2 separate regions of the Mus musculus genome follow, and region 2 is linked to region 1. Evidence: chromatin loops called from intact Hi-C (ENCODE). Cell type or tissue: gastrocnemius. All regions are shown on one strand. Each heading gives the region's core, and the rest is flanking DNA. Links, peaks and the distances in the headings are about the cores only. Region 1 holds the start of Tbl1x (transducin (beta)-like 1 X-linked). Region 2 holds the start of Prkx (protein kinase, X-linked).

Evidence for each region. Hi-C counts contacts between places; a loop is a spot of excess contacts. Peaks named below come from ENCODE experiments on the same cell type or tissue, not always from the same donor. Only the 100,000 strongest peaks of a DNase experiment are listed, where the experiment ranks them.
Region 2: a loop joins it to region 1, with 7 times the contacts of the local background. A loop is called at or near these places in 6 of 42 quality-filtered maps.

Annotation. Positions count from the first base shown.
Region 1 is chrX:77,505,994-77,515,053 of GRCm38, reverse strand. Tbl1x (transducin (beta)-like 1 X-linked) reads right to left here and starts at 3,827. Exons shown (of 16, transcript NM_020601.2): 1 at 3,785-3,827. In gastrocnemius, for the core only: CTCF peaks have their summits at 4,134 and 6,299 (motif pointing left); DNase peaks (open chromatin) are centred at 3,375, 4,203, 4,994, 5,705 and 2 more places; H3K4me3 peaks cover 4,106 bases; H3K27ac peaks cover 3,983 bases.
Region 2 is chrX:77,790,827-77,799,886 of GRCm38, reverse strand. It overlaps Prkx (protein kinase, X-linked), which reads left to right and starts at 3,948. Exons shown (of 9, transcript NM_016979.2): 1 at 3,948-4,339. The coding sequence starts at 4,183. In gastrocnemius, for the core only: no CTCF peak of the experiment used is centred there; DNase peaks (open chromatin) are centred at 3,603, 3,873 and 4,499; H3K4me3 peaks cover 2,681 bases; H3K27ac peaks cover 2,100 bases.

The DNA of each region.
Region 1 (9,060 bases), core at 438-8,437:
GGGCTTTGGGACTCACATGCCTGTCCCTCCCCTATGTATGTATGAGTGCATTACTTGCCCTCTGTTAAGAATCAGTTTCCAAGCCGGTCGTGGTGGCGCAGGCCTTTAATCCCAGCACTCTGGAGGCAGAGACAGAGGCAGAGGCAGAGGCAGGCAGATTTCTGAGTTCGAGGGCAGCCTAGTCTACAAAGTGAGTTCCAGAACAGCCAGGGCTATACAGAGAAACCCTGTCTCAAAAAACCAAAATCAAAAAAAAAAATCAGTTTCCTTGGCTAAAGAATGGACACAGCGATTGTAATCCATATCAGAAAGGCCTATAAAGTCCTCATCTTAATGTGGTGTATCCAGTAAGGGATTTGGTGCCTAATTTGACACCCAAAACCCACAAGATGGAAAAAGAGAAATGACTCCTATACCTTGTCCTGACTTCTACGTGTGCAAGCACATACAAATAAATAAATCAAATGTAAAAAATTAAAATCTTCATTACAGGACATTCTGGTAAAGTGAAGTTTGTTTCTTTATTTGCATAATAAAATGCAAAGTTTTTGCTTGGTTTCTTTCTAGAATGGGGATCGAACCAAAGGCCTCAGGCACGATAGCTAAGACAACCTCTCTGTGCAACCAAACTGTGCCTGTTACTAACCTTTCTCTCTACCTTCTCTCAACGCTGAAATGACATCTACAAATGGGGACTGAACTCAGGGCTGGCCTCTTTTGCTAAGCCCTGATTGCTAGGCAACTGAGCTACATCATTAGCCCCTCCTTTTGATTTTTGCAAATGCATAAAATGATGCTCAAAAAAATTACAGAATTCCATGGTCCAGCAACTGGTCAAGTAGGTGGGCTTTTTCATAGTATCCTCTTGTTTCCAAACATTTGGAATGGACACAGCAGCTTGGATGCTCTAAGTAACCAGTTTCTCAGTTATGGTTCCCAGTAAACGCCCTCACAAGGTAGATTCACCATGTGACCATAACAATAAAAAACATAGAGCCTCTGATTAGTGTTCAAAGCCGAGCAGTGGTGGCGCACGCCTTTAATCCCAGAACTTGGGAGGCAGAGGCAGGTGGATTCTGAGTTCGAGGCCAGCCTGGTCTACAGAGTTAGTTCCAGGACAGCCAGGGCTACACAGAGAAACCCTGTCTCGAAAAAAAAAAAAGTGGTGTTCAAGGAGATAGCTCAATCAGTACATCGAGGACCTGAATTTAATCCCTGGGAACCCATGTAAAAATGTGAGTGCTACAGTCTGTATCTATGATTCCAACACTGAGGAGGATCCTTGGGGCTTGTCAGTCTAGCCAAATTAGTGAGCTTCAACTTGAATGAGAAAGAAACCCTATCTGAAAAAAATAACATGGATAGATAATTACCAACTAAAGGAAGACATCCCATATCAATTTCTGACATCCACCTCCTTCATACATATACACATGCAACCAGAAACATAAGTGCACAAACACATCTACATATACATGAGAACATTAAAAAACAGGCTTCAGGACCATTTACAATTCCACAGTCCTATATCACACTTCTGGTACCTATACTGTCTACTAAAGCAAACTTAAGTTATAGACATTAATATATAAAACCTGAAGGTGTTTATAATTCTCTGAACTGATCCAATTGTCTTGTTTATTTTTCTATTGCCTTGAAGAAACACCATGACCATAGCAACTTACAGAAGAACCCACTAGTACTTATAGTTTCAGAGGGCTGGTTGGAGTCCATGACTATCCATCGTAACAGGGATTGTGGCAGCAGGTAGGCATGGCACTGGAGCATGAGAGCTTACATCTGATCCGCAAGCACAGGCAGAGAGTGAGCTAACTGGGAATAGTGTGGGCCTTTGAAACCTCAAAAGGATACACATACCTTAAAAGGCCACACTTCTAAACCTTCTCAAAAACATTTCCACCAATTGAGGACCTAGCATTCAAATGGCCTAAGGAGGCCATTCTCATTCAAACCACAATAATCCCGCATCAAAGAAAATTATCATCACCCCAAGGATCCTGGTAGCCCACCCACCATACTAGAAGACAATCAGCTTCCATTCACAGTGTCCCTCAAAGGCCTTGCTTTGGTGTGACTCCCAGGGCCTAGAAAAATAGCAAAACCCAACAGCAAAACCGAGGTAAACTTGAAATGAGTATCTGCCCAATACCATTAAAAGGAGTAAAATATCTTCCTTTTTCTTTTAGTAGTGCTGCCTAAGTGGAATTCTCTGACCCAAGTAAGGACATATCCTGGGGTAAATGAGAGCCTTACACCCCAAATCACCCATGCCTGTCCTACAGGTGTGTGTGTGATTAAAGGCTTGAAAAGCTTTAGGGGGCCATTTTAATAAGTGGATCAAGTGAACTTCGACTTTCATCGTTGTACTAATTACACTGGTGGGTGGTGCCATGAAAATAATCTGCAGCACACTTGGACACGAAATCCCTTTAAAAATAAAAGTGCCATCTACACTCAACACTATTTCATACCTTGATATGTGTCTTTAGAAATGACCAATGGTAAATTTCATAGGCTCACCAAGACCTATTTGCTACCCTAAACCAAGACTGGGGGGGGGGGGGAGTAGGACAAAGCACTCACTCCTCCTCCTGTATTCTTGTGTCCTCTTTTAAGTTAAACCAGGGACTAGCTCAGAGAAAAACACTAGTCAGGTCAAGGCACACACACCAAAGCAGAACAGAAACAAACACTTGCACTAGCAGTATGGCTTAGGTTTTGGTTAGGGGGAGGGGAGCTGTTTTAGGTTTTGCCCCACAACACTTGGTCAGAAAGAAACAAGCCGACCCTAACTGCGGAATTTACAGTGCGGAGGCCTCTGAGAACGCCAGACGCTGGGGGAAAAAAAAAAAGAAAAAGAAAAAAAGAGAGAGAGAGGGAAAAAAAAAAGCCCCAAGCTCCTGATTGCTCACTGGTCACGCACGTGAAGCCCAGGCCCCATCCAGCACCAGCGGGCCTGTAGTCTCCTCCTAAAGTTGTCACAAAACCCGAAGATCACCGACGTTCAAAGGCGCACCCCTCCTACATAAACTCCTGCTCCCAGCACCCTTCTCTACGTAAGGGAAATTCCTAAGACGAGGATGTGGGTGAGTGCAGATCTGGAGAACCCCTCCCCAGCCCCAAAGCAACAGGTTTACACCCTCCCCAGGCCGTACTGGGCGGTCCCTCTCCCTCACCTAGCCAGAGGAGCCGCCCTCCGTCGTTGTCACCCCCCCACACACACCCTGGTCCCCGAGACCAGGCCTGGGAGTAGGTATGGGGAGGGGGCTCCCGGACTTCCCTGACAGTTTGCGCCTCGGAAACTGATCACAAACGGGCCAGCCACTATCCCCCGCGCGCCGCCGCGCGTCCACCGTGTTCCGGGAGCGCCGGCCCGCGCCTCGAGGATGAATGAGGCTCCCCTCCCCCACAAGGGGATCCCGCGCGGCCCCCAAGTCCCAGGGCGACGCGGGTCAGCCCAGCCAACCCCCTCTGGAGCCTCAGACAAAGAGATGCTGGGACGAACTGCAGAGCGTCCCTAAACTTGCCTTTCCCTCTCCCCAAAACAAAGGCGCACCCAGGCCTTTCCCGCCCCCCGCGCGCGCGGCCACTTCGGGGAGCGGCCGCCCCAGAGGTATTGTTCGGCGTGCAGGGAGCGCGCCCAACCTGGGGTTGGGGGGGCACACGGGAACTTGCCCCTCCTGAAGCTTCAGGGCCCGCGATTGGGGTCACCACCGCGCCCCTCGGCCCGAGAAGTTTGAGCCCCTGCCCGGCGTGTACTCACCTCGCCGCGAGCCGTGCAACTTGTGGCCGCGCACTCAGCGTACTGGCGGGTCCACCGTCACCAACCCCGGGCCGCGCGGAGGCCGACGAGGGCCAAGCGCCCCGGAGCAGCCGCGCGCTACCCCTGGCCCGCCACCTAGTCCACGAGAAGAGCTAGCGCTGGAAAGTTTCGGTGGCGAATGGCGGCCGGAGGGCGCTGCAGCGGCGGCGGGGCGGGGGCGCTGGCGGCTTGTCGCTCCCGAGCGTCGAGACTGGGGGGGGCTGGGCTGGGAGCGGCGGCGGCGGGAGAGGGCGGGACGGCGGGAGGGACCGACACGGCCAGTGACCTCCGCTGGGAGCGGACGCGAGCAAGCCTACCCAGGCTGGGAGACGTGCCAAGAGGGTCGACAGCGCGCCGCCCTCCCCAGACACCTGGAAGAGGCTCTCTACAGCCCTGCCCTCCCCCACCGCGTGCCCGCCGGCCCCTCCCCGAGCTCCTTGGGGGGGCAGCGTCCCCACGCGGCAGCCCCTCCCCCCAGTAAGGGCTAGGACGCCAGGCCCGCCCTTCCCCGGACCAAGTCCAGACCCAGCCCCCCGGGGGCAGGGAAAAGACTTACATCTCGGCACAGTTCTTCACCCTAAAGCCTCCCCACCCCCACCTCTCCCCGCCCCAAGCCCAAGGTGGAGGAGGGAAGCCTGAGCATTGCCCTCTGGGCCCCAACCAGGCCCCTACCAGGCTCAGAGAGGAATGAGGGGGGAACAGGGCCCCTACACGGATACTCAATCCCACACCCCTCACGCCAAGGTGGCTCGGGAGGAGGGGGGATGGGAACAAGGGCCACCCTGAAGATTTAAAGAGGGAATGGTAACCCAAGCCACTGAAAGTGTTACCCTCCCCCACCTCAAAAGATGAAGCCGCCCAGCTAGCCTAGAAGGTTCTCGTGTAACACCATCTCCAAGCGCATCTTCTTCAAAATTAACGACATAAAGCATCCCCCTCCCCAGTTGCCTTTACGCCCACCGCAAAAATTGAGGACTCGGGCGCAGCCATGACCTTTGCAAAACACCTCTCGGCCAATAGTCAGAAATGCATAGGGGAGACGCTTTAACACAAGACTAAGGCACAAATAAGCTGGGACTATGGAGGACTATGTTAGGGTACTGGGGCCCTCAAATCTGTAAATCCCCACCCCCAGGCCTGAAACCGCAGGCGCTGGCAAAGTGTTTTCTGTTGCCAAGGCTGGTAAGGCCCAGCCCTGGCGCTTCCTCTCTTCCACATCGGTGACGATTTCCCCCCATACTCCCGCCTTTAATTCAATTAAATAAATATTCGGCCCTCCTCCTCAGCACCTTTGGTGTCTGCCTTGCTGAGTATTTTTAAAATCAATTTGCCCCTCCCTTAGGCTTCTAATGAGCTCGGTGCTAAGCGCCCAGTAACACTCCGCAATTTAAACCCTAACCTCACTTGCTCCTTCCTTGAACACTAGGCATTTGTTGCTCTGGTAGTTGGGGGTGGAGGGGAGAACCTGGGGCGAGTTTTTAAGGGGCCGGTTCTCCATCAAAAAGGCGGACCTCAAATTTACCTTGCAAAATATTTCTACGAAACGTCAAATATGTCAAACGACTGTTGGTACACAGTTATTAGAGCGCATCAATAAAAAATCCACACTTACACAGTCTCCATAATTGTGAATCAGCAGTACACAGGCTTATTAGCTATCAGCTGCCATTCAAGCACCCCCACCCCCAAAGGACTTGGTAGGGCTCCCTTGAGCCTGCCCTTCTTAGCTCTTGGGCTCCTGAGCTTGTGCAGACTGATGCTGAGGTATTATGAAGGGTGCAATCGAAAACCTGAGCCTGCTCGTGATGCAACCCTGGCCCAGTTTACACGTGCTTCCCTTCCCCCACTGCATGCTGGTGGTAGCGCTGCGTTTTTTCCGCCTGTAGGGTCACATTGTGGTTGATTGATTCTCCTTTCGCCTTGCTCAGTCATTCAGATTTGGAAAGTAAATAACAAGTTGACATCATTACAGCTTCAGGCTTTACCCGGTCGCCAGCTCTTTGCTACCGCAGACCCTCGAGTAGCTGCGCAGCAAACCCTAACCACCTAGCTTGCTCAGCTCGGCTTGCCCAAATTAGTGCTTGAAAATTCCAAACTGAAGTTGGTTAAAAGCATTCCTGCATGCATCTGTTACTTGATAAGTGATGATCATCTTTAAAGTATGGGAAATTAGTGGGTAAAAAAAAAATCTCTTCTGCCATTAAGGGAGCATAGTGACCAGGTTTTATTATAGGCTTCCCCTGACTAATAGAGTGGGAGTTTAAATTTTCGACCTTGCCAGCGTGATATATTATAGCAATAATCCCAATTCTTGCTTTTGGACAGTCAAGGACTAGGGATTTGGAGAGATAGCTCATCTTCGTTAAGATCACTTGCTACATAGAATTCAGTTTCAATTTCTAGCACCTACAAGCCAGATCATCTCCACTTGTAACTCTGATTCCAAGAGATACTATGCCCTCTTCTGTCCTCCTAGGGCTCCTGCATACATGTGGGACACATAAATTCTCAAAGGTACACATACAATAAATAAATAACCCTTGTTTTGCTTTGTTTTGGAAAAAAAGAAAGTTGGTAGAGGGTATGGGGAAAGTCCCAAAATTTGGAAGGCTGAGGCAGAATGAGACTAGACTACTTAGCAAGACCCTATCCAAAAAATTAAGTCAAGGGCTTGTAGTAAACAGCCATAGGAACCACCAAAACATTGTAAGACCTAAAGACATAAGAACAGTCCCCCCTGACATTTTTTTCCTGAAATGCTACTACATGAATGGAAAATTAGAGTATTCTATTCATCTGCTTTGGCTGTTTGCTATAGGTGCTGGTGTGGAAGAAAGCATGGAAACAAAGGGGAGGAAAGAGAAATAAGGTCCACTGTGTGTATATGTGTGTGTGTGTCTGTCTGTTTCTCTCTGTCTGTGTGTGTGTGTGTGTGTGTGTGTGTGTGTGTGTGTGTTTTCAGTCTTGGTGAGCACTTTTTGCAAAAAGAAATCAACTTCCTGAATTGCTTTCACTTTGTCCGTGTGTTTCTTTGTGCAGCACTGACACTATTTTCTCAACAGTGATGGTTTGAGAATACCAAAAGCATGAAAGGAAAAAGTGAGTTGGATTTCATTAAAATTATGGAAGTCTGTAAAACATACTGCTTACAATGAAAGAGAAGCTGGAAACAGAGAAAACAGGTGTAAAAACCAGGCCTGATAAAGAATTTTTATTATAGATAGATAGATAGATAGATATAGATACAGATCTTTTTTAAAGGTTTGTTTAGTTTTTAAAGTATGTATCCATGTGTCTCTGCACATGAATGTGAAGCCAGAGGAGGCCAGGAGGGTGTTGGATCCCTGGAGCTGGAGTTATAAGCAGTTGTGAACTGTCCATGTGGGTGTTAGAATAAAACCTCTGCAAGAACAGTACTTGATCTTAAGAGCTGCACCATCTTCTCAGCCCCCAAAGAAGCCTTAAGCTTGCTTTGGTAAAAAATAATTACATTAGCAATAGATAGGAAACAAAAACGGGGCTGGGGGATGACCCATCCAGTAAAGGCTTGAACAGCAAAGAACTGATTCCTGAAACCTCTCATCTGTTGTTCACACTCATGCACATACAAATATATGCAAATAAAAAATTTAATGGAGCTCTCTGGCCTAGTGTGGTGGCACACACCTTTAGTTGCAACACTTCAGAGGCAGAGGCAAACAGATTACTGTTTGTGGTTAACCTGTCTACATAATGAGTTCCAGGCCAGCCTGTAATACACAATGAGACCCAATCTAAAAAAATAAGTAAGTGGATAAATAAATAATGCTCTTTACCATTATATCTTGTGACATAACATAACTATTATACAACAGAAAAGAAATAGAAAGAAATACCAAAAATACCTTTTCTGCTGGGCTCCATGCAGGCTAAACAAGTGCTCTACCAGTGAGTGATAAACCCTAACCCCAAATATATTGCAATATTTATGTATGAGTGTATTTGCATGTTTGTGTGTGAGTGCACATGTGTGTGTGTGTTATATGTAAATGAAACACGGGAACAAAATCATAATAGAAAGGGAGTAGCAGGTATCCTTGAAAACCAAGTACTCTCTGTTTGGTGATGGCATGAGATTCTGGGTGAACAGAAAGGGCCAGAGCCTGAGGCACAGCCATGCAAACAAAGAAAGTCAACGTCATAGTACAAACTGCTGAGCAAAGGAATAGCTGAGGTACTAAGAAGTTAGTGGCACACACCTGCACATGGGCCATGAAGGCAGGATAATCAAGTGTGCAGTGTGCACACACCTGCACCGTGGGGTTCATGTGTGAAAGTTGAGAACACGTTCACAATTTCCACCCTGTAGAGACGAAGGGTCTAATTCAGGTTACCAAGCTTAAAGGCAAGTGCTTTTTACCATTTTGCCAGAGTTATTTTGTATACTTTTATTTCAAGACACAATCTCACTAAATTGCTCAGACAGGCTCTGAACTTGTAATGCATCTGCCTCAGACTTCCACATAGTCTGAGATTACAGAACTCTGTCACTAGGCCTGGTGATGGCCATGACTCTAGTGGTTGGTAGCAATAGCAGTGATGGATTATTATTATTTATTATTATATTATTATTATTATTCCTCTTCCTCCTCTTATTCCACATCTAAAATATTTTTAAATTTTTACTTTATTTTTATGTGTATGAGTGCTTTGTCTGACTACATGTCTGTGCACCGCATGTATACAAAGCCTGTGGAGACTAGAAAAGAGTATCAGATTCTCTGAATGTAGGTTAGAGAAAGTTGTGAGCCATCTGTGGGCTCCAGAAATCAAACCAAGGTCCTCTGGAAGAGCCGTCAGTAACCCCTGAGACATCTCTCCAGCAGATCAGTGTTGCTGCCTTTTCTTCTTCCTCTGAGACAATGTTTTACAGAGCCCAGGCTGTCCCCAGAAGTCTCTGGGAGGATGACTTTGAACTAATTTCCCACCCTCCATGAACCACTCTGGCCTGTTTATGTGATTCTGTGAATCAGTCCCAGTGTTTTATGCACACTAGATGAGCAATGTACCACAGCCATGTCCCCTCCTGGCTTCCATGATCCCTGATGCAAATGTGCACGCTTCCCCTCCTGCTTTGTTTCCTCTTCTGCAGTTAGCATTGAACAGGCCCTAAAGGGAATGAGCACAGGACAGAGGATAGTCTCGTTGCAAATAGTTTGTGTGCAAAACAAAACAAAAACATTTGCTCCTATGTCAAG
Region 2 (9,060 bases), core at 637-8,636, 280 kb before region 1:
TGACATAAACTCTGAAGCTTTAACCTTCCTGGCTGTTTTGTTTTCCACTAGAACCTGTGACTGAAGCCCTACTACAACACAACCCCCACCATACATACATACACACACACACACACACACACACACACACACACACACACACGTAACTTGATCCCTGACTGAAAGCAAGTTCTTACTTTCACCAGAGTACTTGAGCTCCACCCACCTCCTCGTCAATCACTTAACTGACCACAAGAAAATCCAAATGCTTTGTTGACAAGATGCATCTATGGACACTACAACAAACCCACAAACCCTTCTTAAACATAGTTTTTAAGTCTACAGAAGATTCGTATCTCACCTTTCCGAGGCTATTTGGAGCTAGGCTATACTCACTAGGTAGTGCTTACAGCTCAGTGGCAAAAATGCTTATAGCTACTAGGATAAGGTGTTCAATAGCTCAGTGGATAGGGTGCTTGAAGATTAGTGAGTAATGTGCTTGTAGCTCAGTGTCTTAGTTAGTGTTCTATTGCTGCAGTAAAACACCAAGAAGCAAGTTGTGGAGGAAAGGGCTTATTCGTCTTACACTTTCACACTGCTGCTCATCACCAAAAGAAGTCAGCACTGGAACACACAGGGCAGGAGCCTAGAGGCAGGAACTGATGCAGAGGCCAAAGAAAGATGCTGTGCACTGGATTGCTTCCTCTGGTTTGCTTAGCATGCTTTCTTATAGAACCCAAGGCTACCTGGGCCCTCCCCCTCTTGATCACTAATTGAGAAAATGCCTTACAGCTGGATCTCATGGAGGCATTGCCTCAACTGAAGCTCCTTTCTCTGTGATATCTCTAGCTTGTGTCAAGTTGACACACAAAACCAGCTAGTATGCTCAGTTTGTAGGGTGCATACCTAGCATGCAGGGAGTCATCAGTTCAGTTCTCTTAGCTTTGTGGGTCCAAGGACTGAACTCAGGCCATTAGGCATGATGCAAGTGCCTTTACAGACCCAGCCATCAGACCCGATGTTTTTAATGCTTTCAGATAGCACCCAGGTGGGTGTACTAGCACACATCTGGAATCTTAAGAATCTTCAGCCTCACTTAAGAAGCTGAGGCTGAAGAACTCCTGCATTTGACATCAGCCTCACTGATGTAGCTTGTGTTTCGATTTCTTGCCTGTTGCTGTGACAAACTCCCTGACCAACAGCAAAAGAACATGACTTTTATTTGAAAACAAGAACCCTCTGAAGCTCACTTGCAATGTCACTGCCAAATATAGAAACTGAACAAAGGGTAGAAAGCAGCAGCATTTTCCCGAAAATCACTGATAGGGAAGAGAAACCCATCCACCCATGAGGAGAAAAGGGGCCACTCATGAGTCACTCAGAATCTGGAAGGGACTGAAAGAACCCTCCCTGGGGCCTGACAAGGAAGCCTCATACATTGTGTGCTACCTAAGAGTGCCTGCACCATCTTGTAGCACACCTGCTCTGTGCCATTTTGGATCCCACCCTTAGATTCAACCCAACCTGCACCATCTTAGATCTGATCCACCCTGGGTCATCTTGGATGTCATTCACTCTGGGCCATCCTGGGTCTAATACTCTACCAAACAAGCTCCCAGTGCTCTACCCTCTGAGCTAGAAGAACTCTACTCAATGAGTCACAAATACTCAACTACAAGCACTCTACCTACTGAGCCCCATCCCTAGCCCCATATCCAACCTTTGACTGCCCATGTTTCCTTTCATTTATTTTTCTGTATTTCTACCTGTTAGGAGCAGATTCCTTGCCACCATGAATCCTTTGTGCTGTGTCTGAGGCAGTTTCACTTCAGTTATCAGTGACAGTTGGTTTTTAACAAACCAGCTCTGCCTGTCAGAGTTTGAGGTGCCAATAAATAATGCACAGGGTCATGACCTTTTTTCAGGCCAAAGCACATGCTGCTTTCAGGTGCATGTGCAAGTGCTGTGACCCCCCCCAGCTCCACCCTCTGAGGCCCTGAAGCCATGTGATCAGCAATCATCAAGCCCATGATGTCAGCAGAGCACCCAATTCAAGAGGCCTGAGTCCACAAGATTGTGGGGACTAAGTGATGGCTATGTGGGAACAAAACAAGACTGCAGAGAGCAAAGCATGAAAAAAGAGACCCACTATGTGATGAGGGGGAGGAGAAATCACAGTCACAGTGGAGCAGCCCTAGATACTGAGTCTGCAGCACTCCCTGGGTGCTCTGCCTGACATCACCCTGGGTTTCTGGAGGATGATACCTGTTAGGGCAATGGCAGACCCTAGGGTGAGTGGTAATGTGCACATGCAGAAGAAGGTGGGCAGAGGAGCACACTGGAACAATTCTGGCCATCCTCCTGCCTTAGGCACATGTATATATGCTTCATGTGGGCTTAGAGATTCGAACTCAGATCCTAATTGCTAGAGCACCCATTCTCATAGAGTATCTGTCTCATCAGAAGATCAATGTTTGCAGAGTTGAATAAATGCTTTTTGTTGTTGAGATGTTTACCAAAGACTGCATGGACATGGGTTTGAGGCAATAGAAATTCTTTATTAGCCAGCCAGAGACTACATTTGGGTACTTGGGTTCCAAGTGTACCCTAAGCCTTTCTCAGGGTGAGCTTTTAAAACAGAAACTATGTTCTAGGTTGACATGTTTTAACAAGAACAATTAGCCAGAAGTGGAACTACAGAAACCAAAATGCAAGCTTAGTAGATTTAGAAACTTTCCCAGAACTAAGGGCTTTGATGGACTAGTCTTTTAGTTTTGGTAGGTGGCGCTGTCTTCATTTTGAGTGTTATAACCTGAATGATACTTCCATCATGGAGTCAGCTGTATAAAGTCTGGGGGTCTACTAAGGTCTGGGATCAGGCTACAGTTTTGTCATAGTGTAACCAAACTCAAAATAATAGCAGGCTCTGTGCATTCTGACTAGTGGAGTATCAGGTCCTAGCATGTGTTTATTGAATGAGAAAATGTTCTCAATGTGAAACAATAAAAAAAAATAATAATAAATAAAGCAGCCAGCAGACTTTCTTGTTGCCAAGGTCAGTGTACTTGCCACCTACGGGCATCATCGGGGCAACTGGTTCCGAATGGATGGTCCCCACTTCATTCCTGACTTGGGGCCCTATTGGCCCTGTGTCTTCTAGGACCCAGTGCCTCAAAGCTAGGAGCGGTGCAGTGCAGTGAGCATGCACTGAGCAGCCGGGAGACCACATTCTTTGCATTCCAGGCTCAGGGAAACACCGCCCTCACCTTGCAGGTGGTGGCTGCGGTCTGTGAAGCACCCAGTTCTCAGCACTGCCTACGAGCCCAGGCCTGTTTGAAGCCGCATAACAAGTCCCTGGAAACCCGGTCTACTCAGGAGCCCCAGGGCTCAGGATCAGCAGGTGCTGCAGGGCCACTGAGAGCCCGGGCTTTCGGGAGGGCGGCACTCGGGGACTACAGAACACCAGGAGTTCAATCCCCTGAGATTAAGGAGAAACCGAGAAACCCTGCCCAACCCGGACTCCTTCTGGTGCCTTTACCCACTGCTAAGGCTCTGCTGGTAAATATCCAAGCAGCAGCCGGAAGTTCCTGCACCTCTTCCTTCCCGCTTCCTGCCAAGGGGGAGGAACCAGGCATGCGGTGTGTGTGTGTGTGTGTGTGTGTGTGTGTGTGTGTGTGTGTGTGTGTGTGAGAGAGAGAGAGAGAGAGAGAGAGAGAGACCCATGGTGTGCGTGCGTGTGTGTGTGTCAAGCTGGACCCCGTGGCCCCAGTGCAGCCCCCTCCATTACTTTTACTTTGGTGCAGGTACATCCCATGGGCGTGGGCCCCGCGGGTGAGTAACAATAGGCAGGGTTGGGCCAACGCCGGGCTCCTCCCCGTCGGTTACGCAACAAGGCGGAGCGAGATGAAGGCTCTTCCCCCTCGCGTCATCCAGACACCCCACTCCCCCGCCGTCACAAGCCGGTCGCCGCCCAGCCGGCTTCCGCCGGGAATGAAGAGGGTTGCGGTTGGCTCCGGTCCCGCGGACCCCACGCGCGTCCGTGGAGCCCTCGGGCGACTTCCATGAGCCCCTCCCATCGCTCTGAGACCCGCTGAGTTTGCTTCCATTGTCCTCTCGGCCGCGGGCTCCGGAACACCCGTGCGAGCCCACTGCTGATGCACAGACTGCCATTGCGCCGCTGTCACACCGTGCGTCCCCCGCCCCATGGAGCCGCCCGCTGGTGCCGCGGCGACCGTAAAAGATCCAGACCATGACCCCGTGAAGACCAAGGTCTCGGCGCCCGCCGCGGACCCCAAACCCAGGACATCGTCACAGAAGGCGGGGCACTCGTTACAAGATTGGGACACCATAGCCACCGTGGGTGAGTGAGAACTGAGTAAGAACTTATGTGTGGGGACGCGGCTTGGGAGCGACCCTCAGATTTCTGTCTCCCACACTCTCATTACTGGGCCTCCGGAAACGGGGCAGCCCCACGTCACAGAGCTTTCAGGAGGGTGACTTCACCTTAGGGACTCGGAGGCTCCCTACTGGGGTGCTAGCCACCCTTGGGACACCACGCCCGGCCTCCCTGGCGCTTGCGCACCCGCTCATGCCCAGGATTTCTCGGGATCGCATCCAGCCTCCGCACTGTAGACCCCTGGCGGGACTCGAAGGGACGCGTGACCCCCAAGGGACCCTTCGGGGACGTTTTCCCAGCATCTATTGTGTGCCTGGGTCTCGTTTTTTCTTTAGTGGCTCAAACTTGGTACCCTCGTGACCCCGAAAGTTGCTAGGGAAGCCGGTAGATCCCCAAACGTGCCGGAGTACTGGGGAGGGAGGCTAGGATCTTGCGAATCATGGGCGCCAGCTTCTCAAGTCTGAAGCCCAGGAGTCCCGGGCTTCTCAGCAAACTTGGTCACTAGGACAGTTGTGCCTGGTGTGTTGATGATTAGGAAAGTGTTCCGGGAGGATGGAGGAAGGACAGAGGGAGGGATTGGCGTCCTCCGATCAGCTGTGAGCAGAGATTCTAGAGGCTTCTGTGTTCACCCTGGTGTGGAAGTCAAGTCAGGGTTCAGGACCAGGATGAGGGGCAATAAACACTTTCTCAGCTGAGCAGGTGAGATGTTAAAAAAAAAATGTGTGTGGGTAAAAGGGCTTGCAAGTTTGATCCTGGTTCCCTCTTGGAGGCTGGCTGACACTCGCTGCATCTTGGCTTTTGATTGACTTTTGAGGGAAACTGAGCTGCTTGAATGAATGTCGTTTATTTATGTATCATGTTGTATTCTAGGCTGGCCTTTCCATCACTGTGTAGCCAGGATGACCTTAAACTACACATTCTCCGCCTCCCCCTCTTTCTGAGTGCTGGGAACCGAGCCCCACTCCACCACAGATTGGTTATGGGGTGCTGGGAATGGGGACTGCCCTCTATATGTTTGAGACATTGACCTGAAAGTCACTGCATAGCCTAAGCTGACTGGAGATGCCAGACAATCCTCCTGTCTTAGCTTTCCCAGTGCTGAGACTTCAGGGACTCATTCACAGGCACTTGGCACCTCAACTGGTTCTCCACCCTTTTCTTTCTGTCTGTCTTCCTTGCCCTCTCCCTCCACGCCCCATCTCGGCACCTTAGCTGGTTCTTCTCTCCTTCCTTCCTTTTTTCTTTCCTTCTTCTTCGTCCTTTTTTGTGTTTGTTTGTTTGTTTGTCTGTTTGTTTGTTTTTGAAAACAAGGACTCTCTCCATAGCTCTGGGTCACTAACTCCTAGAGATGTGCCTGCCTCTGCCTCCCAAAATGTTAGGATTAAATATCTGTGCCACCACACCTGGCTCTTTTGTTAATTTTAAAATTTACTTATTTACTGTGTGAACGAGGGGAGGGGGCAGCACAAGTGTGGGGTCAAGGTTCAACTTTTAGAAGTCTGTTGTTTTGCCAAGTAAGTCCATGGTATCAAACTGAAGTCCTTAGACTTGGCAACAAGCCTATTGGTCTGCTGAGCCCTCTTACTGCCCCACTGTGTCCCTAGAATAGACCTCATGGGACATCTTGGGAGCGTCCTTGTCCTGAAGTCCTCCAACTTCTTCACCTTTTCCTTACCATGACCCTGTTCCCTCGGAATCTTTTAGAAGGACCTGGGCACACACATCAGCCTCCCCTCTCCCCTACTCATCCTTTCATATATATACACACATAACTGAGCTATAAGCGCTCTCTTCACTGAGCCCTCACATAAATTTAGATGGTGTCTATGACCAACGGAGTTTTGTGGGTGTTTGAGACAGGGCCTCCATGTGTAGCTCTGGCTGTCCAGGTACTTGCTGTGTAGACCAGGTCTTGAACTGCAGGTGCCTAACAAGTACATACCACCCAAATTAACATGGAGCACCTCCGTACTCTCTCTCTCTCTCTCTCTCTCTCTCTCTCTCTCACACACACACACACACACATACACATACTCACACACAAAGACAACTCCTGCGTCCCTAGTCCCCAGCACACACTGCGTTCTCCAGGAAATAAGTGTTGATGCTTTTGTCTCTGACCTAAAGCTCATTTCTCCATTCATTAGGAGACTCAAGTAGAGAACATTTCAGGCTGGGGATGTGATTCAGTGGATACAGTGTTTATAGCTTAGTTGAGATAATGTTTATAGCTTAGTTGGGATGGGGAGACTGCTTGTGATTACAGTACATGTGACTCAGTAGACAGAGTATTTATAGCTCAGTGGGTAGAGTGCTTGTAGCTCAGTACAATGCTTGCATTCAGTGGGTAGAATTAAGTGGGTAGAGTGCCTGTAGCTCAGTGGACAGAGTGCTTGTAATTCAGTGAATCTCATATCTAAATTTGCTGAACAGGCCCCCTCTGTCCAGCAGGTCTAATGTAGTCTTGTTTCCCTGTACTCAGCTGTGATCTCTTGAGTCCTGTGCCTCAGTTTACTTTTCAGTGCTTCCATGGCCTGCTGCCTTATGGAAAGCCAGTACTAAATCTTCAGTCTTACAAGGGCAGAAGATCTCCAGTCTGTCTGGATGGGAACATCCTCCTTAGATGAAGAGTCACATGAGCAGCTGTCAGATGCTCTGACAGATCACTACAGGCTAGTGTCTTTTACACTAGAGAGGAATTACTGAGGGTCCTGTGGGGGATGGGGGAGTTGGCATCTGAGATACATTGAGGCCATCTGGTAGTCCATAGTGACATTAATACAAATTTAGAACTATCTAGGAGACACTTGAAGTCCAGATCATTGAGGAAGAAGAATCCTGTGCATGGGTGGGGACCCAGAGTGCTTAAAAGGGAAATCAATTACCCATTAATATTGCCAAGTCACCAGCGTTCATCCCTATTGATGTAAGGAGAGCAACTATGTCCTGCTTTTGCCTCCATGAAGTCATCTCCCCTGGAAGGCCCACTCTCACCACCATACAACCCTAGTCATTAGTAATGGTGTAGGCTGTGGGAGTTGCATTAACATTCATGAATATGCAGATATACACTCTGTATATACACACCCACATTGTACAAGGCCAGCCTCTGCCTCTTTCTAGACCAGTCCCATTGTGCAGAGGAGAGATTGTAATCACCCATAGTACACTTGGCTGTTCTTTTGCAAAGTCCCTAAAGGTGGAATGCTGTGCACAATGCCTCCCACCATGTCATCACTTCCCTGAGTGCTACCTTCTAATTCATTGTGGTTTATGAGATGGGGCTTCACTGTCATTCAAACCAGGCATCCACTCCAACCGAAACTAAAGGATCATGGGTTGGAGGGATATGACCACAGGATGTCTGGAACACCCAGAAGCAGGACATGGTTGGGAGGGTCTTCTTTGAGGCCTGCAGGAGATGGGGAGTAGGGGGCTGATGGACCTGTACCTCATATTTCCACCCTTGGACAAAGGATAACAGGTGAGCCTACCCACTTTGTGCCACCTTGGATGTCTTCTGTTCTATGTCATCCTGACTGAACCTATCTGGGCCATCTTGAACCCCACCCACCCTGAGCCATCTTAAATTCCACCTAACCTGTGCCATTTTGCCTTGAAGCTATGTATGCTATCTTGAATAGCACGTAACCTTTGCCATTTGAATGCCACCCACCCTGGACCTTCTTAACTAAACCATCTAGAAACCCATCCAAGGCAGCCATCTTGAATTGCTCACTGTCTTGATATATTCTTTCAGGTTTCTTTTCTTGACTGTTTTCTCCTGATAGTATAAAGAACCTGTCCTGTCCTCCTTCTCAACCCCTAAACCTTGTCTGTGTATCTGTCCATTTCCTGCTCAGCCCTTAGCATCCTCATCCTGAATCACCAAGGGTGATAAATCACACTCTCTCTCTCTCTCTCTCTCTCTCTCTCTCTCTCTCTCTCTCCCTCCCTCCCTCCCTCCCTCCCTCCCTCCCCCATGCCCCCTGCCCCTGCCCCCTCTCCCCTCTCCCCTCTCCCTCTCCCTCTCCCTCTCCCTCTCCCTCTCTCTCTCCCTCTGAAAGGCACTTGTCCTGAGCCACTGGTGGTCCTAGAGTGAGTTTCAGGATGATTTTCCTACAAGGACATCACCCAAAAGGAGAGCAGGAAGTCACAGCTTCAGTCACGCAGGCCAAAGCTTCTTGCTTCAATCTCGTTTAGAGCCTGGATGCTCTAGTCTTAGTCTAACCACACACTAAGGACAGCACCTTCATTCTCTTGAGGACTTATGCATCCTTAGGCGTTCTCTGTATTGACATTTTCATTTAATTTTATTTTTGAAGTGCTGGGTGTTGAATATAGAGCCTCACTCACATTAAGAAAATCTCCTAGTCTCTCTTAAGTCTCCTCTGTCCTCCCTTTTTCTTTCCAGAGTCTCCCAGAGTAGCTCAAGCTTTCCTGGAACTCACTGTGTATTCCAGGCTGCCCTCAAACCGCTGTTAATCCTTCTGCCTTACTTTAGAAGTGCTAGGATTAAAGCCTACCCTACTAGGCTGAATTTATGCAAAGCTTGGGATTGTGTCCTGGGCTTCATGCATACTACACTTAAATATCCTACTTTTAGTTTTATTTCCTATCTGAAATAACCACCATGCCATCACACTTCCTTTATTTTAAAAAGATTTCTCCCTGAGGCTGAGGGT